Regions from separate parts of the Homo sapiens genome. Here region 1 is linked to region 2. A link is an interaction called in ENCODE POLR2A ChIA-PET data of the cell type or tissue named here. Cell type or tissue: HepG2. All regions are shown on one strand. Each heading gives the region's core, and the rest is flanking DNA. Links, peaks and the distances in the headings are about the cores only.

What was found. ChIA-PET counts read pairs that join two places held together with the same protein. Peaks named below come from ENCODE experiments on the same cell type or tissue, not always from the same donor. Only the 100,000 strongest peaks of a DNase experiment are listed, where the experiment ranks them.
Region 1: POLR2A ChIA-PET joins it to region 2 with 5 read pairs; 3 of 35 experiments call an interaction of 5 or more read pairs at or near these places.

Annotation. Positions count from the first base shown.
Region 1 is chr16:50,544,243-50,560,048 of GRCh38, reverse strand. It overlaps NKD1 (NKD inhibitor of Wnt signaling pathway 1), which reads right to left and starts at 11,653. Exons shown (of 10, transcript NM_033119.5): 1 at 11,471-11,653; 2 at 11,300-11,332; 3 at 10,494-10,627. The coding sequence starts at 11,495. RefSeq lists silencers at 11,331-11,520, 11,561-12,010. In HepG2, for the core only: no CTCF peak of the experiment used is centred there; a DNase peak (open chromatin) is centred at 8,648; H3K4me3 peaks cover 2,500 bases; H3K27me3 peaks cover 120 bases.
Region 2 is chr16:50,491,406-50,507,211 of GRCh38, reverse strand. No RefSeq gene overlaps it. Among named protein-coding and RNA genes, the nearest start is that of NKD1, 49 kb to the left of the region's middle. RefSeq lists an enhancer at 367-1,012. In HepG2, for the core only: no CTCF peak of the experiment used is centred there; a DNase peak (open chromatin) is centred at 9,421.

The DNA of each region.
Region 1 (15,806 bases), core at 7,545-10,044, 53 kb before region 2:
CCAGGCATGGAATGGGCATGGCACCACACACCAGCACCCCCAAACCCACTCACTGGAGCCACCGCAAGCCGAGGCCTCTGAGTGAGGGGCCCACCAGCCCACGCAGCCTTCTGAAGTTAGAAAAACATCCTCCGGCCTGAGCCCATTAGGGAGGCTGTGGCCTGAGGGAAGACAGCCCCATCCTGCTAACAGGGTCCTTTTATGCTCTGCCTCTCCCCTCCTCAGGACCCCAGCTCTATGCTCAAGGCCAGAAGGCTTGGGCAGCCCAGCAGGCCAGCCAATCCGCTCCAGGGTGACACTATTTCTTGTGACTGAGAGGTTCTCCTCCCTACCTCTTCCAACCTGACCAGAAAGCTGGAGTCCACAGACACCAGTAACACTTCATGGAAGACTTGCGGCAAGGAGACAAGGCCTCATGACGGGATGCAACATACAGTGGTACCACCCAGCCCAGCAGGCACTGCCCACTCCCTGCTGCTGCACCACATAGTTCTGCTCTAACACCTCAGAGACTGGAATGTGGTTCCAAGTCAGACACCGAGAAGGAGGCTGAACACTTTCTCTGTGCACCAACCCTGCATGCCTCTTGCCCTTTGCACATCCCGTGCCTTCTGCCTGGAATATTTTTAATAAACCTTTCCCCACCTAGCTATTTCCTATTTATTCTTTGGGTCTTAACGACTTACGCATCACTCCCTAATCTGAAGTAGAATCCTCCGTTATTCTCCTTCCCCATCCTTTTCCTTCACTGCACTTAGCACACTGGTACCACACTGAGCACACATCCAGGTGATCACTAGCAAACAACACTGGCAAGCTGCAAAAGAAGGGGTGACATCTCCTTTATTCTTTAACTTGCTGAAATGAACCCATTTCTACCCTTAAAACAACCCAATGAGGTAGGAACCATTACTCTACCCATTCCACAGATGTGAAAACTGAGAATCAGAGATGAGCCATCACTTGGCCCAAGGCCACCGAGCTGGGGAGAAGTGCAGCTGGGACTCAGACCCAGGAAGTCTGATTCTGCAAGTTCTAAGCACACCTCTGGCACCTTCTATGGGCACATGCTGGTCTTCAGCATAAAGTCTCCCAGCCCACATCTTTGTTTTGTTGTTTGTTTGTTTGTTTGTTTGTTTGAGACAGAGTTTCACTCTTGTCACCCAGGCTGGAGTGCAATGGCACGATCTTGGCTCACTGCAACCTCCATCTCCCGGGTTCAAGGAATTCTCCTGCTTCAGCCTCCCAAGTAGCTGGGATTACAGGTGCCTGCCACCATGCCCGGCTATTTTTTTTTTCTTTCTTTTCTTTCTTTTTTTTTTTTTTTTTGTATTTTTAGCAGAGACGGGGTTTCGTCATGTTGGCCAGGCTGGTCTCAAACTCCTGACCTCAGGTGATCCACCAACCTCGGCCTCCACCAACCTCGGCCTCCCATCCCAGCCCACATCTTTACTTACCCTTCCTGTGCCTCCCACATTGCTCTCCCACCAGACTGAAATACACTGTGCACAGCTTCCTGGCAATGAGCCTTTGCTTGGCCTGCACTCTCTGCCTTGGATGCAGCCTGCATCCAGCTCTCCCTGGCTGGGCTAGTGACTCTAATTTGCTGGGCCTGCCTCCTCATCTATGCGATAGCGGAATAATACCTAAGGCAGTTGTGAGGATTCTACAAGAGAATGCATGGAAAGTATTAGGCACAATGTTGAGTCCATATGATACTCACTCGTGTGTCCTTTTATCACTAACATACTGCTTCTCTACCACCACCACCATCAGAATCTTAAAGGTCTAAATCAGCAAACACAAGCCAGTGTACTAACAGGCCAAATCCAGTCGTCTGAGTCACCCAAAGAAGGTGTTTTCTAAAAATTTTAATTGGTTAACAATAATTTTTTAAATTGGAAAAGTTTCACATAAAAATTCAGACAGCTGGATTTTCTTAATGATCAGCCCGTGTGGCAACACCAGGGCCATATTCCCACATGGCAGTGATTGGCTGGGGTTGAGTGGCACTGCCCCCTTGAGGCAGGGTGTGTGTTCCCCGGGGGCACCCCGGTTCCCACCCCTCTCAGATGTCTCCCACTGAGCCTGTGGCATTCATTCATATGACCTCTCTGGCCCCTGTAGGTCCTTAAGTTTCTAACCCCTGATCTCAGTCTTACCATTCTTCAAATCCCTACTCACATGCCCACTTCCTTCAAAAAAACCCTCCCCAACCTCCACAGCCCTGTGCTTCCCTTATGGTTTTATAACTTTAACAGTTAACTTGCACTGAGTACTTCATGCAAAGATCCAAAGTAAAATATTAGCCTATCAAATGCGGTCACATTTAAAAGAATAATCTATCATGACAAAGAATTTCGGAGGGCCAAGAAGGTTGCACTAGGAAATCCAGCAATGTAAATCAAGCATACAAATCACACACCACATTAGCAAAGAATGATGCATTCCATCTGCATCCCAACAGCATGTGACAAAATTCAATAATTATTCCTGATTTTACAAAGCTCAGAAAGCCAGGAGTTGAAGGAAGCTTTCTTAAACAAAAAGTATCATACTTGGTAGTTATTAAACAGAGTATGAGATTCTAACCAATGCAATGAGATTCTAACCAATGCAATAAGAGAAGAAAAATCGATGAAAGGCCATGGGGAGAGCTTAGTTCCACTCTCACAGAGGCAAGAACTATGTCCTAGTCCTCACAATTTCCACAACACCCTAAGCACAGCACGTGGGATAGATAAAGCAGTCAAATATTTGTGGAATGAAAAACACCCCAGATGAGTTCTGATCCCTGGTACATGTTCTCAAAACATCCAGTACTTTTTGGAGGCACATATCACAACTTAAATTGCACAACTTGTTTATGAAAATATTTCTGTTTTCCTACAAGATGGTAAGTTCCATGAAATCAAGGCCTTCACTCTAGGTACCAAGCACAGGTGTCCCTGGCCTAAAGCAGGTACTCAATGCCCACTCCAAGAGACATGAGGGCCTACTGGAGGGTGCAGGGTGGGAGGAGGCTGAAGATCTAAAACTACCTGTTGGGTACTGTGCTTATTACCTGGGGGATGAAATAACCTGCACACGAAACTCCCATGACACACAATTTACCTGTAGAACAAACCTGTACATGTACCTTGAACCTAAAATAAAAGTTAAAAAATATATATAAGGCTGGGCACAGTGGTTCACGCCTGCAATCCCAGCACTTTGGGAGGCCAAGGCAGGAGGATCATTTGAGGCCAGGAGTTTAAGGCCAGCCTGGGCAACACAGTGAGTCCCTGTCTCTAAATTTAAAAAAAAAAAAAAAAAAAAAACCCTACTGCAGATGCATGAATGAATGCACTCAATAGATAGTGCTAAATTATCATGATGTTATTCTACTTCTCAGCTGGAGAATCTGAAGCCCAGGCAGGGAGCCTTTGGCTGAGGCCACACCAATGTGAAGCCCTCTCAGTACCCTGGTGTCCTCTGAAAGGCGTCGGCCACACGCACACGCCACAGCCCATGTGACTTAACAAGTAAGGAAAGCAAAGCCCAGACCCATGCCTCAGAGCCCTCTAAACAAACACATCCAGGACCCACCCCGGCGGGCCAAGCCGCCACCGCTCTGAGGCTGGGGATGACTTCAGTGCGGAGACCTGAGGCTTTCCTCCCAGAGCCCCACGACTGGTGCCCACAAGGCTAAACAGCTCCCTTCTGCCTTCCCAGGAAGCTATCAAAGAATTACTTATGTCTCTGGAAGTGCTTGTTTAGAAAAGGTTCTCCACCCCACCTGGGCTTGGCAGGAGCGCAGCATCACCAGGCTGCCCTTCGGAGCTGCTCAGGCTTGCCTCCAGCCCCTGGAGGAGCTCAGCCATCTTTCACACAGAGAGTCGAAGCCATGAAGCAGCGGGAAGCTTCCCAGGATAAACGGAGCAGGGTGACATCAAAGTCCTCCTTCCAGATTAAACAACTGAGGCCTTCAACTCTCGCTTGCGTTCCTTCCAGGATATTCTGGGCTCCTGCCTCAGTTCTCCCTCCGATGGAATGGCAGATATTTTGTTTGTGAGAGACTGAATTTTTTCCTTCCTCAGGGAGAGGGTGGGGGGGAAGGGACGTGGGGAGGGAGAGGAAGAGAAAGAACGTCTGTGAGAGACAAGAGCGGCAAAAAGAACACGTGTGAGTGGGCAAGAGAGAGGGAAGGCAGGGAGGCAGCCAGAAGTGCCTGGTTTGGAATCCAACAAGTGATGTGAAAAGTCCAAAAGTGTCTAAATCCAAGCATCTTGTGATTCGCAGCCATGGGGCTGCAGGACCCCCCAGCTCACCAGTACCGGGGGGCTGCACATCCTGTCTCGGACAGCCCTGCTCAGCCCACATGGGGGACCCTCCTTCCATAGGCACAGGCGCGCTGCAGTTCTGGGGCATGATTAGCTCTCTCTGGGGTTTGCTGGTCACTCCCTCTTGTTCCCTGGTCCCTGAAGAGCCTCCTTCTTGAGCAGCAACCTCACCCCACAGGTCCTCCGCAGCCCTGACAGCTAAGCTTCCAGCCCTGCAGCTGACCTCCTCCCCCAACACAACAGCAGGGCCACCAACCCCAACAGGCCAGGTTGAGCCCCCAAGGACCTGTCCATGACACAGGGGCAGCACGCTCGCTGACTGCCCGCCCTGCTCCACCCAACATACCTGTCCAGGGGGACAGACAGGTAACTCAGATGTGCCAAGAGCCACCAATGCACGAGGCTTTCCACAGACAGTGCCAGGAACCACTTCCAGTTCCCACAGGCTGCAGAGCCATTTGGAGGCCACATTCCCTTCTTGATTACCCGCTTGATTCCACACAGAAGCCTCCCGGCAATCCCCAACCCCATCCTACCAGGGCAGCTTGAGCCTGGGGCCTCGGTCAGCTCTTCCCCCCACCTCCAACTCCTTCCTCCTCTCTCCTCAGCCTCAGCGGCCCATCCTGCCCCCTCCCTCCCAGAGTGCCTCTGTGTGGTCCTAGGAGTGGGCCTGGGTACTCACTGCTGCTTTGTCCCCTTCATCAGACTGGATGCCACAGGAGGGCAGGAACCACATCTCTCTTATTCTCCACTGTATCCCCAGAGCCTGGCCCAGTTAGGGACTTATTAATTCATAATTAATAACAAGGCCAAGTGTGGTGGCTCACATGTGTAATCCTAGCACTTTGGGAGGCTGATGTGGGAGGATGGTTTGAGGCCAGGAGTTCAATCCAGCCTGGGCAACAAAGCAAGACCCGATCTCTATAAAAAATAAAAATGAATTAGCCGGACACAGTGGCGTGCACCTATAGTCCCAGCTACTCAGGAGGCTGAGGCAGGAGGATCACTGTGAGGCCACAGTGAGCTATGACGCCACTGCACCCCAGCCTGGGTGGCAGAGTGAAACTATGTGTCTAAAAAATAATAATAATAAACAAAGAATTATTGATAATAATTTATACTAATTCATTAAGCTGAGTGCCTAAAAGAAAAAGCCTGGTTCCACCCTTCCACTCCAGACAGAAGGACCTGGGAAAAGATGGAATTTGGAAGCAGGAATTAAAGGAAAGAAGCTGACCAGGGAAGAGGAGCTGGGGAAAAAGGAGGCAGGGAGGGTGACCTAATCTATCTTCATTTCTTTCTTCTTTTTTTGCTGCTGACAGTTCAGCCTTGATGTTTCCTGCCCTCGCGGGGACAGTTTGATCCCAGAGTGTACCTGAGCTTCCTGGTACAAACAACAACACTGTCCATCGATCCATCCATCCCCACCTTCCAACATCCCCACTGGGCGAGCAGAGGAAACATCCCCTGAGTTCTAGGACCTTGCAGGACCCACAGCAGGTGCCTCCTGGATTTGATTTCCCCCAGGTTTCCTACAAAAATGTGAATGAAGAGGGTGCTCTTGGGCTCTAGAGAACAGAAGGCATGCACAGTCTGGCTCAGGGGCATCCAGCCTCCTTCCCCAAGAAGAAAAGTCTCAAAGTGAGGACAAGACACTCCTCGAAGCCTCTACCGGAGACCACATCACAAAGACCCATTAAAGCGCTAAGAAGATGACACCCATGGCCGCCACCCACCCATCCTGAGGGACCTATGGAAAACCAGAAGGTCCCCCCACTCCCCAGCACTCTGCCCAGCCCAAGCTCTCCCAGCCTCTGCCTCCCATCCCCCAGGAGGAAAGACAGTGCCCAGGCTGGGCCAGGCAGCTGGCCCTGGTGCCCATGAGCAGAGGGGACCCTCCCTGGAGAACTCGAAAATGCCAGTGAACAAGGCCCAAACACCTCCATCCTGAGTCCTTCTCCAGCCTTAAAGCAAATCATCTTTTAATCCTGAAACACCAAATATTTAATTTATGCTCTACCTCAAATGTCAAGCCCACCTCCCATCACATAGCTTTGAAACCACGTAAAGAAGCCTAACACTTTCCATATGGCAAAGACATGGGGCCTTTTAATTGTGCCAACTGGTATCATTCAAGGGTAATTCCCTTGGAATCTGGCACTCGGGCAACAGCTGGGCCAGCCTCCAATCTCATCACCCAACCCCACACGTCCCCATGGGCTCCAAGTAAGCCTGCACCCTCCTCATCTTCTCCAAATATCAAAGTGCACTAGGTACCCCCAGTCAAATTACCAAACTGCCTGGCAGCCGCCTTTGATCCAGAGGCGGGCTTGCCTGCACCACGGCTCTCAGCCTATTTCTTCAGGCAGCTCTGCTGTAAAGGAACAAAAGGGCCAACCGGGGCCATGGGGAGATTATTTTAAATCTGGTTGTACATATTCACAATCAGCCTGTGAGCATATACAGAGGCACACAGGTCTTCACCAAGTGTTTCCCACCTGATACCTGAGTCCACTGCACTATTTAATCTATCTATTAAGCTTTTTCACTTGTCCATTCTATTTTCCACACCCAGTGTTTCCAATTGGTTTTCTTCTCTAACTGCCTGTTGCTGCTTCATGTTTCCAGCATCCTCCGTTTCTCTCTGAGTTTATGATGCTTATTTTGCTTTCTAATTGTTTAACATGGTGTTCTTTGCCGCGTGTGCTGATCAGTTTATTGCTCCTCTTCCACAGTACTCGTGCGCCTCCCATTTCTCATTCCTTTTCTCCTATGAGTCCATATTCCCTTGGACTTGCTCATGTCCCCATGGAAAGGGCAAAAGCCCAGCCCTTGGCCTGCGTCCCTCCAAGTGAGCCTGCCATGACAGTGGGGGAGGCAGAGAGCCTCTAGCATTCTTATCCCAGCCCTATCACTCCCTGTTTGTAGGCCCCCATCTCCAACCCTACAAATGTCTTCAGTGAATCTCCCAGTAGGTTCCCTTCCTTCCCAGGTTCAACAGTTATAATCCCATCATAACCCGCCAGGGATGAAAATATTATTACACCCATTTTGCAGATGAGCTAATTAAGGTATACAAGGGCAAAATGGTTTGCACAGGTGACAAATCACTAGGACAGAGCCTGACCTCATTTATTTCTGTATTTAAGAGGGCAGGCTTAGTTTAATGCCAGCATGGTCACCCTTTCACATCTCAGGACCCTGCAGGCAACTTGGACTCATCTGGGACATTTCCCAAGCCCCTCAGACCTCATCAGGAAGGAAGAGGGCAAACAGGGGCCACTCCTGCTTCTGCCTGCCCCACGACTGGCTCATCTCGAAGCACCCCCTCTCTGGGAGTTTTGTATGTAGCACCCTCCAGGCGGATGCCCTGGCACAGGGCTTCTCTACAAATGGCTTCTCCTAGAAAGTGCTCCAGAAAGGGAGAAACACACAGTCCACACCAGCGGGCTGTCAACACTACAAGGTTATGGGGAGGATTAAGATAATGTAAGCAAAGTGCTTGACACATATAGGCACTTAATAAATACTAGTTATCATTGCAATAACAATAATACTAGTTGGATGAGCCACTGTGTCTCCAGCCACTTAGTTGACAGGCCACGTAAAGGACTAGAGGCAGAGACTAGCCCCAAAACAGGCCTGGGGTTGGTGGGAGGACCTCTGCCAGCCCTTGGAAACCAGCAGACTTTGGAGCCCATGCCCTCCTACATCCTGATGATATCATGGAAGAACCTACCAGCTACCCCTTCGGCACCAGAGGGAATCAGGGAAATGAACTAGCCTGAGGGTTGCCCATTGCTGTCCTGTTCAATATCTTAGTGCTTCCCAAACTTGGGGCATTCCATTCCCACATTCACAATTTTGACCACTTGTACTTAATATTTTTCTCTGAATGGACTTCACGTTAGACTCTTTTTTAACTTAGCTTCATCCTAAGCAATAAAATCTGCAAAATCATGGGTTTGATGTCCTAGTTATTTTTTTTTCTGGTAAAAAAAAAAAGATAACTATTAAGATTTAAAATGTTCCCCCAGATTCCACCTGAAATCACCTGGAGGATGCCTGGAGTGCTGTTCCACACCCTGGGCTCCCCCTGAAGTTCTGACTCCTTATCCCTACCTCTGCAGACACACTGGCTGGGCCATCTGGGGCCAAGGTTGGTGAAAACCCAGGCGTCTGGGTCCCCAGCAGCAAGAACAACTCCCAAGGAGACAGAGGCCGGCCCCCTGCATAACAACTTTGATGGCTGCGGCCCACCCTCCAACCACCTGACACATGTCATGCCAACGGCTCTGAGCCTCACATCTTCAAAAGTACTTTGAACAAACATTAATGACCTCTCAGCATTTCTCTGAGAGAGGGGGTGAGGGAGAGAGGGGGACAGGCACCATCCCATGCTGTCCTCAGCTGGGGGAAGAAACTAGGCAACAGAATTCCGTGACTTCACCAAAGCCACAGACTTAAGCTGGGGCCCCCTCCCCACCCTCCCTCACTTCCCCCAATGGCAACTTTAGTGGCCTGCATTCCTCTCGCTGGGAACACTACTATTTAATTAAAAACGACAGACTTTTGTTTTCCTCTCCCTCTTTCCTCCTCCCTCCCATCCTCCCAGACTGGATGCCAAGGAGACCCACCAAAAACATGCGGGTAACATTTGTTATGGCTTTGAAGATAAAAGTCAATTGAAGTAAGCCCTCGCTGTATTTCAAGTTTTCCCTCTAGCATGGAGCAAGCTGCCTGGCAGTTTAGAAAAAAAAGAAAAGAAAAAGAAAAAGGAGGGACTGCAAATAAATGTCATTCTGCAGGAATACTTTGTAAAAATAAACAGGCTGAAAAAACCCAAAACTTGATTAATGGAAATCCACTCAGTTGGCCTCTGTCTGGAGCTGTAAATGCATTTGTTCATACGGCTAAATTAGACCGTTTTCGTTGGCCTTTAAATAAATAAGTAGATCAAAAACTAGAAAGGGCAGGGGAAGAAGGAGAGGTTTGTAGTTCTCTTTTTAAAGGGCCCCAACTGCAGTGCCCCCCGCCCACCAAGATTTGACCTTTACTAGGGGACAGCAGCTCCAAGTCCGACCCGGCCAACAGAAGACAGAGAAGCCCCCAGCTAAGCAGTGGCGGTGGAGGAGGACAGGGGAGCTTCTCCTAGGCCCAGAGGTTATTTCATCCACACACAGGAACTGACTTTATCCACAGGTCCACCTCCCGACACCAGCACTGCAAGCGAGCTGCCAGGTCCCACCACCCAAATACAAACACATCTGAAGTCTCCACTGGCCTCTCCCCAGCCCATGGATAAGACCAAAGAACTAACCAGACCTGAGACTCAGTCTATTCCCCCTCTAAGTTAAAAAAAAAAAAAAAAATTAAATGTCACATCAAAAAGTTGATTCATCCTTTGATCCTAGGCTTGCGCGAGTTCCACGCAGACTGCCTGAAAGCCCCGTGCAGAGTTCCGGAGCTCACAGGACATCTGTGAACGCCAAGTCCCAGGCCAGGAGCTGGGGCTGGACTCACTCATTCCCATCACACTTAGTGCTCCTCCAGGAACTCCAGCCTCAGAGACACACGGGGTGAAGGCTCAGGGCTCTGCCCAGGCTACAGTGGAATGAGGCCCTCTATCTCATATGCCAAGTAAGGGGTCTTCCAGGTCTCAGTCCCCCTAGATCTGCTACCCAGAGGGCCGCCTGCTCTACTGGGGTTCCTGTACAGGTGGTACTGATGAATGCCACAGACAATCAGAACATATTCAGATCCTGGGGCCAGCACAGCTCTGCCTTCCACCCAGACACCCCTAATACCCCCTTCTCTCTAGCCCCTACTCCACCTCCACCTTTGAATGCTGGTGGCAGAAACAAGGTAGAAGTCAGAGCAGGCCCCCAAATCCCGCCGGTACAGACACGATTCCCCATCAACTGGACCTTCACCACCTCCCCACCTAGGACCTTTCCCCCAGGCAGCCCTCTGCCTCCAGCTGGGCACTTCGAGGTTCTCCAAGGCATGCGGGCAGAGGGTCGCGTTGGTGGGGCAGGGGGCAGCTGAGAAGAGATTTTCAGACCCAGAAGCTGTGCAGGAAAGTGCTCAAAGTTGGGGTGCATGGGTTTGGGGACCCATCTCTGAGGCTGAAAGGAGGCCAGGAGGTGGGGCAGGGGTGGGGAATCATACCCGGGTGCTTCGGCCTATGGTGCCCGCCAACCGCAGCTGTCGGGGTCCCGAGACACCGCCCGGGCAGCGCTGTCTCCCGATCCACTCCTCGATGCCCTTCCGAGCCCAGGCAGCGCTCACGGCGAAGCTGTCACCTGGGACGGGGACGACATGAAGCCCCTGAGTCTGGCTCCAGGTGCCAAAAGTTACCCCCGCGGAGGGAAGAAGGAGGCGCGGTGGGAGGCGAAGGACCACGGCACGGGGGCCAGGAGGGGGTTCGCGGGCTGGGGCAGGAGCCAAGAGAGGGACGCGGGTAAGTAAAGGGGGGTTCAGCGAAGCCCTAGGAGCGAGGAGCCAGAAGGGGGCAAGAGGGGTGAGCAGTACCCCAGGAGGACGGGTTTAGGATCAGACCAGGGAGCACTGGCAGCCAGGACTGCGGAGGAGAGGGCTGGGGGTCAGGAGAGGGGCCGCAGTAGGTGCAGGAGCCAGGATATCGGAAGAAGGGCCGGGGGGCAGGAAGAGGGGGCAGGGTCTTGCGGGGAGGCGCTTGGGGGTCTGAAGAGAGGGTGCCGTGAGAGCCGAGGGCAGGGACGCGGGAGGGGGAGGGGTTGAGGGTCAGCGGTGGGAGCGCAGGACCGCGGGGAGCGGGTAGGAGGGACAGAGGAGGGGGCGCGAAGGCTGCTCAGGGAGCGGGCTTGGGGGGCCGGTGGCCGGAACTGGGGCTTCGGGGTGGCCCTGGTCATAAGACCTGGCGGGCTGGGCCGTTCTGCCGCGGCCGCGGTGTCCCCCGCGTCCATCCCCGAGGTCTGCGCCCCGCGCGCCCCTACCTTCCGGGCTCTCCCTGCGCTTGCACACGGCGGCTGCAGGCACATCGCGAGGCGGCGGCGGCGGCGGCAGCCGCGGCGGCGGGAGAAGGAAAGAAAGGAAGGGAGAGAGTTAGCGACCGCGGCGGCGACGGCGGCGGGGCCCGGGGCGAGCGCGCGGGCGGGGGCACTGACCCGGCTTGGAGTGAAGTTTCCCCATGCTGGGGCTGCGGCGGCCGGGAGCGTCCCTAAGCCATGCGCCCGGCCCGCGGGCCTGGCGCCTCCCTTGGCTCTCCTCCTCCCGAAGCAGCCCCCGAGCCGAGCGGAGCCCGAGGCGGCGCCGGGACGCGCTCCTGCCGCCGTCGCCGCGGCCCGACTGACGCCCGGGAGCGCCGAGCCCCCAGCCCGCCGCCGCGGCCCGCGCCTCCCCGCGCGCCCATTGGCCGGTGCGGCGCATCAAAGGCAAGGCTGGTTGCGGCGGGGGCGGGGCCGGAGGCGGGGCAGGGCGGGGACGAGGGCGGGGCGCTGACGGGAGGGGCGGGACACAGTCCGCGCTCCCTGCCGCGGTCTGGGGCCGGGGGCCGAGCTCCAGGGCTGGCGACCCGGCGGGGCGGCTTGTCCAGGAGGCGTATTGGGACAGAACAGCCCGGCCATCGCTAACTGTACTGTCACTTCCCTCCGCTCCACGTTCTCTCTAAACGGGCAGGGCGGGACTCGGCGGCTCCAATTTACAGGTGGGGAAACTGAGGTCGGGAGCGGAGACCTTAGCTGCTCAGGTGCAAGCTTCGGCAGCGCTGCCTTTTCCCAGTCTTCCCACGACCTACCTTCTGCAGAAAGTGTTCATTACCCGCCCCGTGACCCGCCCCCCACCACCGCACTCCTCTAGTTTCTTATTTGGGGAGTCCAGGAGGAGCCCCCAGCGCACCCCGGGCCAGTGTGAGCCCAGCCCTCTCCAGGCAGCGACAAATGTCCAAAGCGCCCCGTTATCAGCCAGTCTCTGGGATCTCCTCGTCCGGGGGCCCGTGGGTGCCCGCCCGGGTCGGGGCGCGCTGCCAAACTGCGCGGCCCGGAAGGGGGTAACCGCTGAGTCTTTGATCTTCCTTGGTTTCCGCTCCCCGCTGCAGTTCGCCAGACCCAAGGGTTTGTTTGTTTTGTCTGGGGAGGTCTCTGCGGGGAGGTCGCGCGGGGGGAGGGGGATGGTGGCGGTCGACATCAAGGGATTCCACCCCACCTTTGTGGCTCTCAGAACGCCTGCCCCCTTCTGGGGACACTGTGGGTCCGTGTTACGCTCGTCCTGGCACCAGGCAGCTCTGGCGTGGGAAAAGAAAACCCGCAGCTCAGAGTGAGACCAGCCCCGACCTTTGGAGTGAATTACCTGTGCTCAGTTTTGTGATCTGTATAATGGAGGCTCCATTCTGCCCTTTTTGCCGACTCTCTAGAGCAGCACTGCCCAATAGAAATATAATGTGGGCCACATTTGTAATTTTAAATTTTCTTGTCGCCACATCTTTTAGAAGTAAAAAGAAATAGATGAAATATTAATAATATATTTCGCTTAACTCAATACAGTCAGCCCTCCTTATTCACAGGTTCCACATCTGTGGCATCAACCATCTGTGGACTGAAAATATGCAAAAAGAATAATACAGCAAAAATAAAGAATAAAAAACTTTTTAATATAGTATAACAACTATTTACATAACATTTACATTGTATTAGGAATTACAAGGAATCTAGAGATGATTTAAAGTATTCAGAAGGATGTGTGTAGGTTATATGCAAATACTACAGGACATTTTATATAGCGGACTTGACATCTGGGGATTTGGGTATCCTCTAGGATCCTGGAACCAGTCCCCAAAGACACCAAGGGAACACCATATATCCAAAATAGTATAATTTCAAGATATAATGAGATATTTTACATTCTTTGTATTGCGCTAAGTCTTTAAAATTCAGTGTGTATTTTACACTTAAAACACATCTCAAAGACTAGCCATATTGCAAGTGACCATTTGCACTTGGCTAGTGGCTACTGCATTGGGCAGCATCGCTCTGGAAGATCTACATGTCTCAAAAGGACATTAGGAATTCACAGCCCCCCAGAGTCATAAATCTCTTCATCCAAGTGTCTTACTTTCATGTTCCAAGCTTCCTTTTTTAACACCCTTTTTGGTGGAAACGAAGGCTAATGTTATAAGCAGGTACACTAAAATCCTGTTGGCCAGGTGGTTTCATTTGAAGAGTGCTGAAACCACAAAAATATATTACTGTTGTCATTTTTATGTTACAATTCTTCATTCAGTACTTCTGATGTGCCAGTCCTCATCCTCCATCATGTGTAGCCCTCGCAACCACTCTCTGATGCAGACTCATACTTGTTCTAGAAAGGAGGGAACCTATTCAACTCAGAGAGGTGAACTCACTTGCCCAAGGTCACAAAGTTCATCCATGACCCAATTAGGAACTGAACTCCAATCTGTTGATTTCATTGCCCAGGCTTGTTTTCACTACATCAGGTTGTCCCAACACAGTGCAAAACTAATGTTCCACCACTAGAAAGAGAGTCTTCCATCTGGAAACAAATATGAAGGGCCAGCCATGTGACAACCATTGTTTTAGTCACCTAAGATACATCGGTGAACAAAATAGACAACTGCCACTCTCATCGAACTCCCACTCACCTAGGGGGAAGATAGGCAAGAAACAATAAATGATGAATTAGTAAACAGTGTAGTAAGTTACACCAGGGGTAACAGGCCATTTTTCTTTCTTTCCATCCCATAAGGACCTGACAGCAAACAATTTTGCCCTCTAGGGGACACTTGGTAATGCCTGGAGGTATCTAGTGGGTAGAGGCCAGGGTTGCTGCTACACATACCACAATGCATAAGGCAGCCCCCCCACCCTACCAGAACAAATGATCCAGCATCAAATGTGGGTAATGCTGAAGTAAGAACCCCTGAGCTGTAGGAACATGAAAAAGTGGGGCAGAACGGCGGGGGTCAGGTGTAGGAGGGAGGCAGGGGTTTGAGCATCTGAGTCGGAGTGGGCACCCTCTTTCAGACCCCTCAAAAGGCAATGGAATTCGTCTGGAATTCCTGTTTGCCTTTCTCACCCCTCCCTGCTGGTACCAGGGTGCCTCTAAATCAAAGCAAAACTTGGAGCATCCTTTCTCACAGTGCTTAGAAAGTTGGTTACTTTCTTAAACCGGTCCTGGCTTTCTTCTTCCATGAGAAAAAAGTATCCCCTCTTCCCCTTGGGAATTTCTTTTTACAGTTCAAAAAGAGATAAAAGCAAGAACTAAAACTGCAGTTAGCAGTTTGAGTCTTGCGGGGAGTAAATCCCAAATGTCCAGCCCAGACACAAAGCCCCCCTCCACCTTCACCCTGGTGCCTCCCAGCCCAGCAGGCGCCTGGGACTTCACTGCTATTGGAATCATGATACCCTTACCCGGATCTGGGGTGAGAACCCAAGAGATGGGCCTTGTGGCAAAATGTTAGTCTGTCCAGGTCTCTGAGAAGGGGGTCTCCAGGGGCCACCAGCATGCTGTCTACCTGGGGTGGCCATTCGGCCTCCGAGGGCTTCCCACCCCATAACTCACTGTCTTTTCGTGTGTTTTAATAATTTATCTGGCCCATTTCTTGGGCTGTATACTTGCAGTGACACATCTTTTTCTTTGAAGATTTCCTATCCTTTGGGGGAGGAGAATGGGAAAGGAAGGCAAGGAAGAGATAAGAGAGAGAGATTATAACAGAAACGGGTTTCATGGGGCTTGAGATTTAACAAGGCTGGTTTAGGTGAAATCTGTCAGACATAGAGCTGGGAGATTTAAAAAAAAAAAAAATCCTACATCACCCAAGTTAGCTGCTCCAAAGCTTGTCCCCGAAGTTAAGCCATCTGATCTGGCCCCTTCAAATGCCATTTCCTAAAGGAAGCCCTCCTTGACCTTCCAACCTGAAGGGCTCTTCTCTGCTCTGATTAGCCAAGGTTTCCCTGCCCCCTCCCATCTCCACTTATTTTATGCATGAGGCTAAGTTTCACTCCTGGAGCCAGGGCTCCTTGAGGCCAGGGTTCTTGCCTTACTTGCATCTCTGAATGCAATGCCGAACACAGCACTGCCTATAGCAGGTGCCATCACACCTGCTGTGGAAGGAGACAAACTCTCTCTGCCCAGCCTCAGCCAGGAGCATGTTGTGGTCAATAAGGAGGGAGTACTGCCAATAATACGATCTTGGATATATGAAGGAGAAAATCAGTTCCCAAGTCTCCACTGGTTCCTCCTGGATCCCTGGAGTTGCTTTATTTTATAGTTCCCTGGTGAGTTTTGGCATTGCTAAAGGGCCTGGAAGCCTAGTTTGGGTGAGGAGGGGAAAGTTAGACTACTCTGCCTGAGAAAATATCAGGCATTTTGGAGGGAAGGGAAAACAAAGATCTCAAAGGAAACAGCATGAGAAGAGAGTGATAATGGGGCCTAAGAAGGCACAGCCAGCAAGGTGGGGACTGGCCAATTCACTTTTGGGACAGTGAG
Region 2 (15,806 bases), core at 8,063-10,562:
GTGACAAGTCATCTGGATCCCCAAGAAGCTGTGCTTCTCTCCTTAGCGGGTCAGCTATGCCCAGACCTGGAAGAAAGACCTTTTCCCCAACCATGTCCTCTGAAAGGGAAACTGGGACGACTCAAAGTGAGAGTGTGGAGCCAGGCTGGTCCTCCACTGGGAAGACAAAGGACCAAGGATAGGAGAAAAACCAGTGGACCCAAGAAGCCAAATGGAGGAGCAGGGAAAAGAACTGAGGTGGCCGTGGGAGCCTTGGAGGCCAAACCAAGAGCATGGAGCCTGGTGAGGCAGAGTGTGCAGGACTCTGGTTGAGGAGTCAGTTAGAAACAGCGTGCTGGTACGTCCCTTAGCCCACATCAGCCCTGGCTCCCATGCCAGCCCCTTGCAGGACTGTGTTTAATCTCCATTTCTCAGATAGAGAAGCTGAAGCCCCATGGCTCACACACACCCCTAATAAGTGGACCTGGGACTCAAACCCAGGTCTCCACAGTCACCCTCACTACGGTCCCATTAACTTATTAAGCTCTGCCATTAACTCATTAAGGAAGCATGGGAAAGTCCTTGCTCCTGTCTGGGCCTCAGTTTCCCCACTTTGTTGATGACTGGAAGGGCTTGCAGGTCCCAAAGCCCCCGATCCCAGAACTGCATGGTGTCCCAGCCCCAGCTCCTCTTCCACTCTGGGACTGGCCGCTCTTACGAGGAACCCCCAGCCAAACTTTGGCGGTGACCCCCAGGCCACTTTGCCCTGGACAAATAGTGGCCAGACCCCACCCCTGGGAGTTACCCTGGATCAAGCATTTAGCTTTTGGAAGAGTGGCCCCCATTCTTCCCCTTCATCCTGTCCCCAGCTACCTAAGGCCACTTCCTGCTCCCTGCCCCTGCAGACAATGCCCTAGGCCCAGGCTGGAACCCTGCTCCTGGCTCAACCCTCCCCTACACCCAACACATGTGCACACTCACTTCCCGCAGCCCTGCGGCTTCAGGCATCTGCTGCCCTTCTGGAACCTGTGACCTCCAGGACAGCGGCAGGCAGATCTTCAGCCCCAGAGGTCCAGGGCCCCTGAATGCCTTCTGGACTCCCCAGGGTCTGCCCAGGTTGCTTGGGAAACCATTTCAGGTCATTTGAGACGATGAGGAGGTTTAGCTCTGGTTTGAGCTAAACAACACGAAGAAACAAATCCCTGTCTGTCAAAGTCCATCAAGCTAAGTTCTGGAGGCCTGGGAGTCGGCCGACATCTCTCAAGGGGTTTGCTCTTCTGTGCTGCTTTTTTATTCAGCTCCACAAATATTTGTCAAGGAAGCTGCTACTGTGCTGACATCAGTGTCCTGGGAGGTTGGGGGGATGGGCAGGCCATTCTGAAGAGAGGGAATACAGAGAGGAGCGGTACTTAATCCCTGTCCCCAGGGACTTTGCTTTCTCAAAGCAAAGGTGTTTGACGCCTGCTCTATGAACGCCCTTCCACAGGGCAGCCAGCTGTGCCCTTCATTTCTAAATGGTTCTAAGGATGGAAAGGAAAGACCCAAAACGCTATCAGTCATTTTCTTATGGGAGAAAGACATTCTCATCCTTTTCTTCATTTTCCAATTTTGCACCAGGAGTCATTACTACTTTTGAAATTGGAGAGTAAAGATTTATGGACCTATACCTTTTAAAATATGGGAATGATTATTGGAGGTGGTTATAAAAATTATTCTGCTCATTGTAACTATTCAGACAATACCCAAGAAATGAATGAAAATGAAAAACCACACATAATCACTGATTGAGCAGGAAATATCTTGTCCTTCTTTTTCTGACCTGCAGCGATGTGAGGCTGAAAGAGGCTTTGGGAGCCAGGGTGGCTGGGCTTGGATGTAAACGTCCACCCACTTTGGCGGTACTGGGTCCACCTGCAGTCTCTGACCTGGGCCAGGAGCTACCATAAGCCTATACCACATTCCAGGGAAGATTGGGAGCTCCCATCAAGAGAGGAGTTTAGCAAATGCTGGTCCATGCACATCTCAGTGTGCTACGGAGGTAGATGCTCCCAGATATTGACCACCACAGAAAGTCAAAGTCAGATTTGGTGAATTCGTATGATAGTGCCAATTTTTAAAATGGGCTTTAGGCCAAGAAAGGACATTTATAAAGGAAATCAGCAACTATTCCTTATCACTGGAATTTCAGAAAAGAATGGACATTTGAACACCAAAAATCAGAAAAACTCTGCAAATAAAAGCTTTGTGAAAAACTCAGTAAGCGGCCCTTGCTTGCTGTAGGGAATTCAAGCTCTCAATGAAGGGCTGCAGCTCTGAGCCAGGCTGGAAGGCAGTGGTTTCTCCTCTCATTGGGCCTTGGTTTCCTCATTTGTCTAGCATTCTTTTTGCATAAAGATTCCGACTTCCAGCTGGGCGCGGTGGTTCACAGCTGTAAGCCCAGCACTTTGGGAGACCCAGGCAGGTGGATCACTTGAGGTTAGGAGTTCAAGACCAGCCTGACCAACATGGTGAAGCCCTGTCTCTACTAAAAATACAAAAAAATTAGCCAGCCATGTTGGCACACGCTTGTAATCTCGGTTACTTGGGAGGCTGAGGCAGGAGAATTACTTGAACCCAGGAGGTGAAGGTTGCAGTGAGCCGAGATCAAGCCTCTGCACTCCAGCCTAGGTGACAGAGGGAGACTGTCTCAAAACAAACAAACAAAAAAGAAACCTATTCCTATTCCCCCTTCACCCCCTTCATCATTCCTTTTTTTCCCCCCAGTAACAAACAGCTTTGTCCCAATGATGGTCACCTTCCCTTTTTTATTTATTTATTTATTTATTGAGACGGAGGAGTCTCGCTCTGTCACCAGGCTGGAATGCAGTGGCGCAATCTCAGCTCACTGCAACCTCCGCCTCCCAGGTTCAAGCAATTCTCCTGCCTCAGCCTCCAGAGTAGCTGGGACTACAGGCCCACACCACTACACCCAGCTAATTTTTTGTATTTTAGTAGAGATCAGGTTTCACCGTGTTGCCCAGGCTGGTCTCGAGCTCCTAAGCTCAGGCAATCCACCTGCCTCAGCCTCCCAAAGTGCTAGGATTACAGGCATGAGCCACCACGCCCAGTTGGTCACCTTCCAACATCCGCACCCAGCAGGTGGTTTGAAAGTGCCAACACCTAGATAGACAGGCAGTGTGACAACCTGGGAGAGGTGGCCAGGTGATGAGGCTGGAAAGCATGGGAAGAAGGGACAGAGTCAACACCACCAAGGCAAGCATGTCTAGAAAGGTGAGCAGAAAGGAGACAGAGAGAAGGTGATCTAGGGAAAGGCTGCCCCTGATGGGGAGAAGGTCTCCCTGGTATTCTAGAAAGGGCATGAGATGGTTGAAGGGGTGCCGAGGGCATGGCCAGAGGTGGAGGCATTTCTGGAGGGTCTTTCTGAGCATAAATACTGTGTCCTGTCAGTCACAGGATGGAATCCCAGATGGAGGGATGGAGGAAGGCGGACGAGCCCCGTAGACTGGCCTTGTCCTCCCTGGCACCCGCCCCTCCCTGGGGCCCTGTGGGATGTGCTCTGAAAGCCCCCAGTAGATACCTGTTCTCCCAGGACTGGGGACTCATTCAGAGCATACAATGGAAGTCAAGAAGGCTCTGGCACCTACTGTTCCCTCTGGCACCCTCCTTTCCCTCGGCAACCTCAGGCCTCTCCCTGGGGTCTCAATGAGCCACACACACTGAGGCGGAGCAGTGGGGGATAGAAGGCAGGGCTCAGGCAGGGTTGAACCGTCTCATTCAATCACCCCTCCCTCTGCAGAGGAGAAAACCCGGGCCAAGGAGGGAAGCCATTCCACGTCAACAAATTCATGGCTGTGCTGAAACAATAGTTCTATCAAAATAATAATAATAAGCAATTGTGGGATTCCAGTCTTCTGTCTCTCACTCGAGGATTTAAATTGGAGGACCGCATATTGGAACTGATGGATTTTCAGACCCTGTGGCCTCACATGGGAAAGTGTCTGGGGACAGGAACATTCTACCTGCCTCAAGGGTCACCCCACGAGGGCACCTTTGTACACGCGTGAAGCCCGCTTGGATGCACACCGTCTGGGTGTCTCCAGATGTGGACATTTTTAAGCAGTTAGATTTTCTATTCCTTCCAGCCCCTCAACCCCACCCCCACCCCTCCCAGCAAATGGATAACAGGAAACAGCCAAAGCTTCTTAACTTTTCTTTAATCTTCCCCTCTCTGGCAAACTGAAAAATCAAACGATAATTGTCTGGGTGATCTCATTATTGTCAACAAAATCCAAGCCTTGAAGTCCGAATACACTGAAATGCTGACACATTAAACACAAAAGGAAACCGCTTGCATGTTGTTCAATAAATAAATAAGGCTGGTGGGAGCTCGGCGCAGGCCTGGCACACTGCACACTGAGGGGCTCTGTGGTCGGAAATGCTGGGACTGCGAGATGACCACGGGGACCCGGGAAGCGTGGCATCTAGGAAAGACTAGGACCAGGAGGTCAAGGTCCCATCCTTCCTGTTTGTATCAGTCAGGCCTGGCAGGAAACAGATGGACAGATGGCACCTTCCCAAGGGTAACTGAGGAGAGTTTAATGATGGGGGTATTTATGCGGGCAGGGAACCAGAAGGGGAGGTGGGGCATCCGGGGAACTAGCACCATGGGAAGCCCTTACAGCCACTAGACCCGAAAGACAAGGGGACCAAGCAGTGATCAGAGCCCAGAGAGGGTGATGGGTGAGAGGTCCACTTGATAAGAGCTGTGGCTTTTCAGGGGAGAAAGACTGCACCCACCAAAGTGTGGCCTGGCAGGGAGAGGACTAGAAAATGTATGGCTCCACTGCTCTCTCCTACCTCCTTCCCATCTCCCAGCGGTGCCTCCTATTGGCCAAACCCAAGCAAAAGCCGGAGGACAAGGAAGATGAAAGTCAAACAAGCAGCTTCCATGAGCCCTGTATGCAGACAGCACTGGCCCAGTGCTGGGGAGTTGCTGGCCCTTCTCCTCCAGGTCAGCCTGGTGTGTCTCTGCAAGTCTGGAGCAGCAGGGAGGGAGTAGGGGTAGTGATACTTCCACTGCACTTTGGTCTTCAAAAGTGTCCTATTTTCTGAAAGATGCAGGTTAAGGGACTGAGCTGTCTCTGGCATGGAGCAGGGTCTGGAGGGACAAAGAGAGAGCAGCCAGCATCCCACGCATCATGCAACACCCCCCTGCAGCATGCCACATCTGTACCATCCCCAGCTTGTGCACATCCAGGGATGCAAAACTCACCCACACTTCCACCTGCAAGCAGCCTATCCAAGTGTGAAGATTCCATATCTCAGTTCCTGGCAAAATCAAGTTCTGGGATTGGGGAACAGGTCACATCCATACTAGGGAGCAAGTGCTATTTGAATGTCAGGAGGGTGAGACTGGGAGCTACTGGGCAGGCCTGCTGCATTGCTTGGCAGGGGTGGGGTAGTAAACGCAAAGCGAAACCTATCTCCCATTTGTTCACCTTCTCTTGATCTTGATTTTTCTGCCATCTTATCAGAATCCTAATAGACACCATGAACATATATTACCTATCACCTTTAGGGAAAATGGGACACTTTTAGAGACCGAAGTGCAGTGGGGGTGTAACTACTCCTACTCACTTCCTGCTGCTCCAGGCTTACAAAGACAGACCAGGCTGGCCTAGAGGAGAGGGGACAGCAACTCCCCAGCACTGGGCCAGCGCTGCCTGCACACAGGGCTCATGGCAGCTGCTTGCTGACTTTGTGCCCATAGACCTCCCTTTCTCTGTCAGTCCCAGAGGCAGCAGTGGAGGGGACTGGTGTTGGGGGAAACAGGGCATCAGGAGACCCAGGTCCTCATCTGCTTCTGCCACTTTCTGGCTGTGTAGCTCTGGGCAAAACCTGCCCTGCCCTGGGTCTCAACTTCCCAACTTAGAAGGAAAAGGGACTTTGTTCCTGATCTTGGCCAGCCTACATGGAAGAAGAGACCCTTCTCTCCACCTGCAGAATCCTTTCCTTCCTCCTCAACTTTCTTCTCTCCAAAAGGTGCAAATGAGGCTGGGCACGGTGGCCCACACCTGTAATCCCAGCGCTTTGGGAGGCTAAGATGGGAGGATCATTTGAGCACAGGAGTTTGAAACCAGCCTGGGTAACAGCAAGGCCCCACCCCCCTACAAAAAATGTTTAAAAATTAGGGCTGGGCGCGGTGGCCCACACCTGTAATCCCAGCACTTTGGGAGGCCAAGGCGGGAGGATTGCCTGAGCTCAGGATTTTGAGATCACCCTGGGTAACAAGGGTGAAACCCTGTCTCTACTAAAATACAAAAAATTAGCTTGGCACGGTGGTGCGCGCCTGTAGTCCCAGCTACTGGGGAGGCTGAGGCACGATAATTGTTTGTGCCTGGGAGGCGAAGGTTGCAGCGAGCTGAGATTGTGCCACTGCACTCCAGCTTGGGCCACAGAGTGAGACTATGTCTCAAAAAAAAAAAAAAATTTAGCCAGGCTTGGTGGTGTGCACCAGTAGTCCTAGTTACTAGGGAGGCTGAAGTGGGAGAATCACTTGAGCCTGGGAGGTCGAGGTTGCAATAAGCCATGCATGATTGCACCACTGCACTCCAGCTTGGGCAACAGAGCAAGACCCAGTCTCAAAAAAACAAAACCAAAACAAATAAATAAATAAATGGTGCAAATATTTGCTTCCACCCTGAAAAGTTAAATCCTGCTTTTTATCTGTGAGTACCCTGGAGTTTTGCAGGGCCTCTCGAATATTATCACATTTGGTGCTTTGCAAACAACTCCCTCTGCTTTGCCTGTTCAGCTACAGCATGAGCAGAAAGGACGAGAGAGGACCCAGGCATCCCTGACCCCCTCCTTAAGCCAGAGACTGTGACTGTCCCACTCCCTCTGCCCCGCCCTTCCACCCTCCCTCCCTGGGTTGTCACTGCATGACTTTGGCAGGGTAGTTTTCCTCTCTGAGCCTCAATTTTCTCATTGGTTAAATTGGGGTGCTAATAATAACCACCTCAGTGATGACACATGAAGCATTTAGCATGATGTCTGGCACACAGTAAACATTCAATGGACGGGAGAGGTTGTCATTGTTTTTTCTGTCCACAAGGAACCCTGGAGGTACCCGCCTCATGTTCTATCCTCCTTGGAGGCTTGGGGCAGTTGGCCATTCTCTGAAAAGCCAGCCTGTTCTGACACTTGCCTGTCAAGTCATTGATTAGGCCTCCATCACTGTATTCCCTGTCTTCCCTTCCCTAGGGTTCCAGAAGGAAAATGCTGCCGAGGGTACTGTGGAAATGAGGCTGAAAAAGCCTTCTGTATGATGCAAAGGATGGCATGCTTCTAAGGAATAAAGGAAAATATGTTGATCTTTTCATCTATACATGCTTGTCACCTCAAATAGGTTCTAAACTCTTTGGGGGTGGAAAATAAAGGCAGGAAACTAATGTTGATTAAACACTGTGGTTGACGTTACAATGCTCTGCAACATCAGGCTCAGTTTTCCTTCCTGGACATACAGAAAACTATATATCCCAGTACCCTTGCTGTGAGGTGGAACCATGGGCTAGTCTTGGCTAGTTAACTGAGAGCAGAAATGTTCTGGCCAATTATTTAGTTAATTTCTTCCTCTGCCACAGTGAACATGGAGGCTTTGAGTTGAAGTGATGGAGCTGCAATTTGATCTTCTGGATTATGTATCACATCTAGAAGAAGTCTGCCCCGGAGGGTGGTCTTGGACCTACAGCAAGCTTCATGGGAGTGAAAAATAAACTTCTGTAGTGATTAGCCACTGAGCTTGCAGGGATGCTTGCTACTGCAGCACAGCCTTGCTTGGACTGACTGGTACAAGCACTACCATATGCAAGTATTTTTATATATATTATTATTTCATTTGATCCTCGCATCTCTAGAGGCAGGTATTATTATCCTCTCAATAAGAGGTAGACCCAGAAGTAGAGCCAGGTTTCTTTGCCTCCTGAGCCCTGGGTCTTAGCAATTAGGTAGATGCCACCCCCTAAAACAGGGAAATTTGGGAGGCAGGCATGTAAATGGTTAACTCAATGCAGAAATGCCCCTTGTCACCGTGGGGTCTTTGTTGAGGAAATTGTAATCCTTCAAGTGTGGCCTCCCAGAGTCTGGGAAAAAAATGTTCCCAGCTAAAAGTAGCTACACCAGAGGGTCCCAGCCAAAGTCCAACTCTAGGTTGGCAGAATTCTTGGATGGCTTGGAATTCCTGCTGGCCAAGGTTCCACTGGCATGGAAGTGTTTACACTCACGTCAAATTAGTTCTCCCACGCCTTCCAGAGCCTCAGCCCATATTTGGGATGGAAAGGGGAAAATGATTCCCAGGGGAGATTCAAAAGCATCAGAAAAATTCCTCAGGGGCCGAGGCTTCTCCGTGTGGCTTGGGGCTCTGAGCAGGGTCTCTCATACCTGGACCCCGTGCCAGCAGGGCAGCCAAGCCAGGAGCACATGAACCCCCTCACACACTAATTCAGAAGGAAGGCATTTCTGCAGTGACCCTTGGGAGACCCAGAACAGATCCATAGCCAAATGAAGTGCAAGAAACAGGAAAGAAGAAAAGATCTAACTTGCGTTTCTGTCTGTTGAAAGTAGGCTTTTCTTCCTCCCTTCTAGAAGATGCTATGTGATTGGAGTGCCTTTAGCCGCGAGAAGCAGAAAACCCAGTAAAAGCGTCTTTGCAGAAAGGAAAGCTCCCGGAAGACTGTGTAGAGTGTACCCTTTTTGTGAGGCTCAAAAGCAGGCAAAACAAAGCAATACGTTGTCTGGATATACATTTACATGTGATAAAACTATACAAACCCATACAAGGGAATGAGAAACACAGAATTCAGGACCGTGCTTATCTTAGGGGCAAATGCAGGGAGGTGGTCATGGGGCCAGTTCGAGAGGAGCACATATGGAGGAGTAATCACTATTGGCAATATTCTAGTTCTTGAGTTGAGTGATGGGTTCATGGGTGTTCGTTATTTTAATAAATATCCCAGTGGCATGTCATGAATCAAGGCTCATGATTAATCCAGTTCTGTCTACCTAAGATCTATTTTTAAAGGGGAACTCAATAACAGCCAACACTTGTACACCATTTCCTGCGTGCCAGGCACTGTTATAAGCCCTTCACATATATAAACATGTTTACACCTCCTAGCAGCCTTATGAGTTGGGTCTTATTTTATGTCCACTTTCCAGATGAAGAAACCAAGGCAAGACAGGTTAAGCATCTGCCCAAGGTCACACAGCAGGCAATTAGGCTTCAGAGACCTCCTTCATAGCTGTTGCAAAATAGGAATGTTAGTCACATCATATAACTGCAAGCCCAGAGACAGAGCTGTTGTGGGGTGGGTTTGTTCTGTGGTTCAGGTGACATCATCAAAGATGCTGTCCTCACCATGTCCACCAGGTCCCCCCGCCGCTAGTCATACTGCACTTGCAGTCTTTGCAGACAATCCCACACAGTTCAGCAAAATGAGGCATTTCCTCTCATGTGCTGTTTCATTGGTGAGGAATTCCTTTCCCAGATCCTAGCTTGGAGACTTCCCCTTGGAGCCATTGACCAAGCCGAATCTCATGTCCAGACCCAAACCAATCATTGACCACCATAATGGGCTTTGAGCATTCACAGTTCACCCCCCTGAGACTGCAGGGATGAGTGGGAACAGTCAGGGGTGTTTGCCTCTAATTAGGGTTCCCCTGCATGGGCTATGAGAAGAAAAGACGGTTGACTCTGCTGGACTGGGGGCTCCCTAAACAGAAACCATGTCTAAGTCATCCTGCCCTCCCTGTCCCCCACGCCCAGTCAAGGCCCATCAAATAGTAGGCATCCATTCTACTGGACAGGCCAGTCCTGGGGCTTGTCATGCTCACAGTCTCCTCCTGAAAAAAGAAGAGACCATCTGTCCCTGGAGCCCAGGTGGCTTATATCTGTCCAGAGGTGATTGGTTGAGAGTCAGTCACCTGACCTAAGAGAAGTTATGTCACAGGCTAGCCAAGATCCTATGGTATATCTTGATACAAAGATCTCCTTCCCAACCAGGATGGGTGGTTTAGTGGGTGTCTTAACCCAGATTCCATATCAGTCAGCTTTGCATTGTTAGAAAGGAATACCTGAGGCTGAGTTATGTATAAAGAAAATAGGCCGGGTGAGGTGGCTCACATCTGTAATCCCAGCACTTTGGGAGGCTGAGGCGGGTGAATCACTTGAGGTCAGGAGTTCAAGACCAGCCTGGCAAACATGATGAAACCCCATCTCTACTTAAAAAAAAAATACAGAAAAGAAAAATAAAATAGGTTTATTTGTCTCACAGTTCTGCAGGCTGTACAAGCATGGCACCCACATCTATTTCTGGTGAGAGCCTCAGGAAGCTTACAATCATGGCAGAAGGTAAAGGGGAAGCAGCCATGTTATACGGTAAGAGAGGAAGAGGTTCCAGGTGCTTTTTAAACAAACAACTCTTGCGGGAACTGGTAGAGTGAGAACTCATTCATTACCACAAGGACAGCACCAAGCCATTCATGAGGGATCCACCCCCATGACCCACACACCTCCCAGACCCACCTCCAACATTAGAGGTCACATTTCTGGGTTTGTTTTTTTGTTTGTTTGTTTGTTTGTTTGTTTTGTTTTGTTTTGTTTTGTTTTTGAGACGGAGTCTCGCTCTGTCGCCCAGGCTGGAGTGCAGTGGCGGGATCTCGGCTCACTGCAAGCTCCGCCTCCCGGGTTCACGCCATTCTCCTGCCTCAGCCTCCCAAGTAGCTGGGACTACAGGCGCCCGCCACTACGCCCGGCTGATTTTTTGTATTTTTAGTAGAGACGGGGTTTCACCATTTTAGCCGGGATGGTCTCGATCTCCTGACCTCGTGATCCGCCCACCTCGGCCTCCCAAAGTGCTGGGATTACAGGCGTGAGCCACCGCGCCCGGCCTGTTTGTTTGTTTTTTGAGACAGCGTCTTGCTCTGTCACCCAGGCTGGAGTGCAATGGCGCGATCTCGGCTCACTGCAACCTCCGCCTCTGGGGCTCAAGCAATTCTCCTGCCTCAGCCTCCCAAGTAGGTGGGATTACAGGCATGCGCCACCACACCTGGCTAAATGTTGTATTTTTAGTAGAGACGGGGTTTCCCCCATATTGCCCAGGCTGGTGTCAAACTCCTGACCTAAGGTGATCCGCCTGCCTTGGCCTCCCAAAGTGCTGCAATTACAGGCGTGAGCCATCACGCCCAGCCAGAGGTCACATTTCAACCTGAGATTTGGAGGGGACAAACATCTGAACCCTATCACCGTAGAAAGCAGAGCCTGAGTCAAAGCTCACCTGCTGATGCTTTCCTGGTAGACACAATCCCAGGGAAGCAAGAATGAGGGGAAAGGATTGGGGCAGAGAAGGAGGCACAGGGGGTTCTTCTTCAGAACTGAAGGACTGAAGGCCCTTCAGCGCCTGGAAGTGCAGCTGGCAGACGGCCCCCAGCTGCCAGCCCCCTTTGGAATTGCTTTTATGAAGCAAGTCACCTCGCCCCACATCACACCTCCTTCCTGGGGCAGCTGCGTCTAATAACTGGGAAGCACAAGGTCATAAAGGCCCAACCCCTCGTCCCTACCCAGGACAGCTACAAAGGGCTCTCCCAGCTTCAGGACTCCTCATTGAGACTACGGCACAACTCACTCTCGCTCTGCCTGGGGCTGCCTTCGTCCTGCCCTTCCACAGGGCGGTAAACCTCCTGCACCCTCAGCTCCTCTTCTGGACCAGGAAACATGAGGGGAAAGTCTGTGAGGAGAAGGAGCAGAAGCTGAGAGGCTATGAAGGGGAGAGGGCCATAAGGAGTCAGGAAAGAGTGGGCAGAAGTTAGGAGAAAGTCGAAGTGAGGTGGAGACAAGCCCAACGGCACACCCGCTGAGGGGACAGCGAAACGGCCCTGTGGGGACAGCTGGCTGGCATTCCGAGTGATGTCATCCAAAAGACCACCAGGATTGTTACTGGAAAGGGGTCCAGATCCAGACCCCAAGAGAGAGTTCTTGGATCTAGCACAAGAAAGAATTCAGGGCGAGTCCATAGAGTCAAGTGAAAGCAAGGTCATTAAGAAAGTAAATAAAGGAATAAAGAATGGTTACTTCATAGACAGAGCAGCCCCAAGGGCTGCTGGAGGCCCATTTTTATGGTTATTTCTTGAGTATATGCTAAACAAGGGCTGGATTATTCATGCCTCCCCTTTTTAGAACATATAGGATAGCTTCCTGATGTTGCCATGGCATTTGTAAATTGTCATGGCTCTGGTAGGAGTGTAGCAGTGAGGACGACTAGAGGTCACTCTTGTCGCCATCTTGGTTTTGATGGGTTTTAGCCAGCTTCTCTATTGCAACCTGTTTTATCAGCAAGGTCTTTATGACCTGGATCTTGTGCTGACCTCCTATCTCATCCTGTGACTGAGAATGACTTAACCTCCTGGGAAAGCAGCCCAGTAGGTCTCAGCTTTATTTTACCCAGCCCCTATTCAAGATGGAGTTGGGCTGGTTCAAATGCCTCTGACAGGATGGCTAAAAAGTAGAAAGAGAGCTTTATTGGTGATATTGGCTTACACACTGGGAAGAGAGAGTCTCCATCGTGGACTGAAAGTGCTCTCTCTTCCAAGAGAGGAAGGAAGGATGTGTTGGGTTTTATGCCTCCCAGGGCCGGGGTCATACATATTCAGCAGATTTGGGGGAAAAGTTATGCATATTTATGAGGGGAGCCAAGCTTGTGTATCATGGGTAAACATGTATGTGACATACATCCCATGTTCACCTTGGGGAAAGGTTTTAGCATTAAAATGAGGTGGAATTGGCTCTTTACATCAAAGGGGAAGCTATAGGACACAAGGTCAGTTTCTGCACAGCCTCTGTAGGCCATGGAAACTGGCCTACGGTCTATAGTAGTTTATCAGACAACATTGGGCATGTTCAGTGTGGGATGGCCATAGACTATACTCGCTTATCAGAAGAGAATGTTTGGAAGGCTGATCCTCTCCAAATCAGAGCTGACAGCTCCTCTTGTTGGAGCGTTTCAGTGTAGGAATTTAGAAATTTGCCAGGCAGGAGGACCCTGAACCCTCAATCTGTAGGTAACTTTGTTTCCTTAACTTTGGGTCTGTGTTAGTTGATAAAGGGGTGTCTATTTTGGTCACTCAGGTCACAATGACCATCCTTATTCTCAGAGTCTCAGATGGTTTGCTGGGGTCACTTGTGGGGCTCCATTCCTTGGGTTGAGAACAGCTTCATGCTAGGAAAGGGGGTCTGCCCAGGCTCCATCCCTGGCTTCTGGATTCCAGTGGGAGCCAGGCCCTGGATCTTGGCAGGACAGTTGGGGAAAGACTCTTTTTCTGGAGAGTGTGCTGTAAAGATGCTCAGTTAAGGTGAAGACATTCCCACTCCCTCTATTTTGGCAACACAAGAGGAGGCCCTAGAGCAATGAGGGCAAGGCAGGGCTATTGGAAGCTCATGGATGAAGCCCACGTGGTGCCAGATAGAAAAAAGAGACCACTCAGATGGAGAGAAATCAGACCTACCACATGGCTTCAGCCTTAGGCCTTTCCATCTGTATTCCTTCTTCCATCAAAAGTTATCCTTCTTGTGAACCTATAGATTATATTGAAAAGAAAGAAAATAACCAAGAGAAAAAATAATTTAAAAAACTACCCTTCTAGCAGCCATCAGAGAGATTAAAATCGTGTCTTTTGCAGCAACAGGAATTGAACTGGAGGCCATGGAACTAACTCAGAAACAAAAAATCAAATAAGTACGTTGTCACTTATTAGTGGGAGTGAAACAATGGGTACACATGGCTGGCCGGGTGTGGTGGCTCACACCTGTAATACCAGCACTTTGGGAGGCAAAGGCAGGCAGATCACCTGAGGTCAGGAGTTCAAGACCACCCTGGCCAACATGGTGAAATCCCGTCTTTACTAAAAATTCAAAAATTACCTGGGCATGGTGGCTCACACCTGTAGTCCTAGCTACTCAGGAAGCTGAGGCAGGAGAATGGCTTGAACTGGGGAGGTGGAGGTTGCAGTGAGCCAAGATCATGCCACTGCACTCCAGCATGGGCGACAGAACGAGACCGTCTCAAAAAAAAAATAAATGAGTATACATGGACATAGAGATAGAAATAATAGACACTGGGGACTCCAAAAGCCTGGAGGACAGGAGAAAGGCAAAGGTTGAATAATTACGTATTGGGTACAATGTTCACTATTTGAGTGATGGGTACATTAGAAGCCCAATCCCCACCAGCATGCAATATACCCATGTAACAAATATGCACATGTACCCCCAAATCTAAAATAAAATTATTTTTAAAGTTCATTTAACCTACAAAAAAAAATTGACCCTGTCAGCCAGGTATAGTGACACATGCCTCTAATCCCAGCTACTTGGGAGGCTGAGGCAGAAGGATCATTTGAGCCCGAGAGTTCAAGGCCAGCTTAGGCAACACAGCAAGACCCCATCTCAAAAGAAAAATTTGTTTTAATTACCCATCCATAGTACTATTTCAATCTTTCAGGCCTTGCTAGGAAATTAAAACCAATCTAGAAAGAAATAAACCAATTTTTAAAATTGGGCAAAGGTCCTGAATAGACATTTCTCCAAAGAAGATATACAAATGACCAAGAAGCAGATGAAAAGATGTCAACATCACTAATCATTAGTGGAAGACAAGTCAAAACCACAGTGAGAAATCACTTCACACCTGTTAGGATGGCCATTATAAAACAAACTAAAAAAAAAAATCCACCAAAACGGAAAATAACAAGTGTTGGTGAGAAAGTAGAGAAATCAGAAGCCTTGTGCATTGCTGCTGGGAATGTAAAACAGTGCAGCTGCTATGGAAGATGGCATGGTCATTCCTCAACAAATTAAACATGGAATTACTATGTGATCCAGCAATTCCACTTTTGTGTATATATCCAGAAGCGAAAGCAGGGGCTCAAATATCTGTACACCTCTCTTCATAGCAGCATTATTCACAGTAGCCAAAATTTGGGGGCAACCCAAGTGGCCACCAATGGATAATGGATAAACCCAATGTCGTCTATACATACAATGGAATATAATTCAGCCTTAAGAAGGAAGGAAATACTGACACAGGCTACAACATAAACCTTAAAGACATTATGCTGAATGAAATAAGCCAGTCACAAAAAGACAAATACTGTGTGATTCCACTTACATGAGGTAACTAATATAGGCAAATTCATAGAGACAGAAAATAATATGGTTATATTGTAAATGTTTAAAACTTCCTATTTTTCTGATGCCTTGACATCCCCACAAACAGGCTGTGAGCACCCACCACATGACCAGGTGAATCAGTATGATCAGACTGGTCCCTGCCACAATTCCCCTATTGACCTTCCCAACTGTGACCTGGTGACATTCAAACACACCAACGAGGTCAGGCACAGTGGCTCTCACCCATAATCCTAGCACTTTGGAAAGCCAAAACGGGAGGATTGCTTGAGGCCAGGAGTTGGAGACCCAGCTGGACAACATGGCGAGACCCCCATTTCTACAAAAAATATAAAATAGGCTGGGTGCAGTGGCTCATGCCTGTAATCCTAGCACTTTGGGAGGCCGAGGCGGGAGGATCACTTGAGGTGAGGAGTTCGAGACCAGCGTGTCAAACATGATGAAATCCCATCTCTACCAAAAATATAAAAAATTAGCGGGGCATGGTGGTGGGCGCCTGTAATCCCAGCTACTTGGGAGGCTGAGGCAGGAGAATCGCTTAAACCTGGGAAGCGAAGGTTGCAGTGAGCAGAGATCGCGCCACTGCACT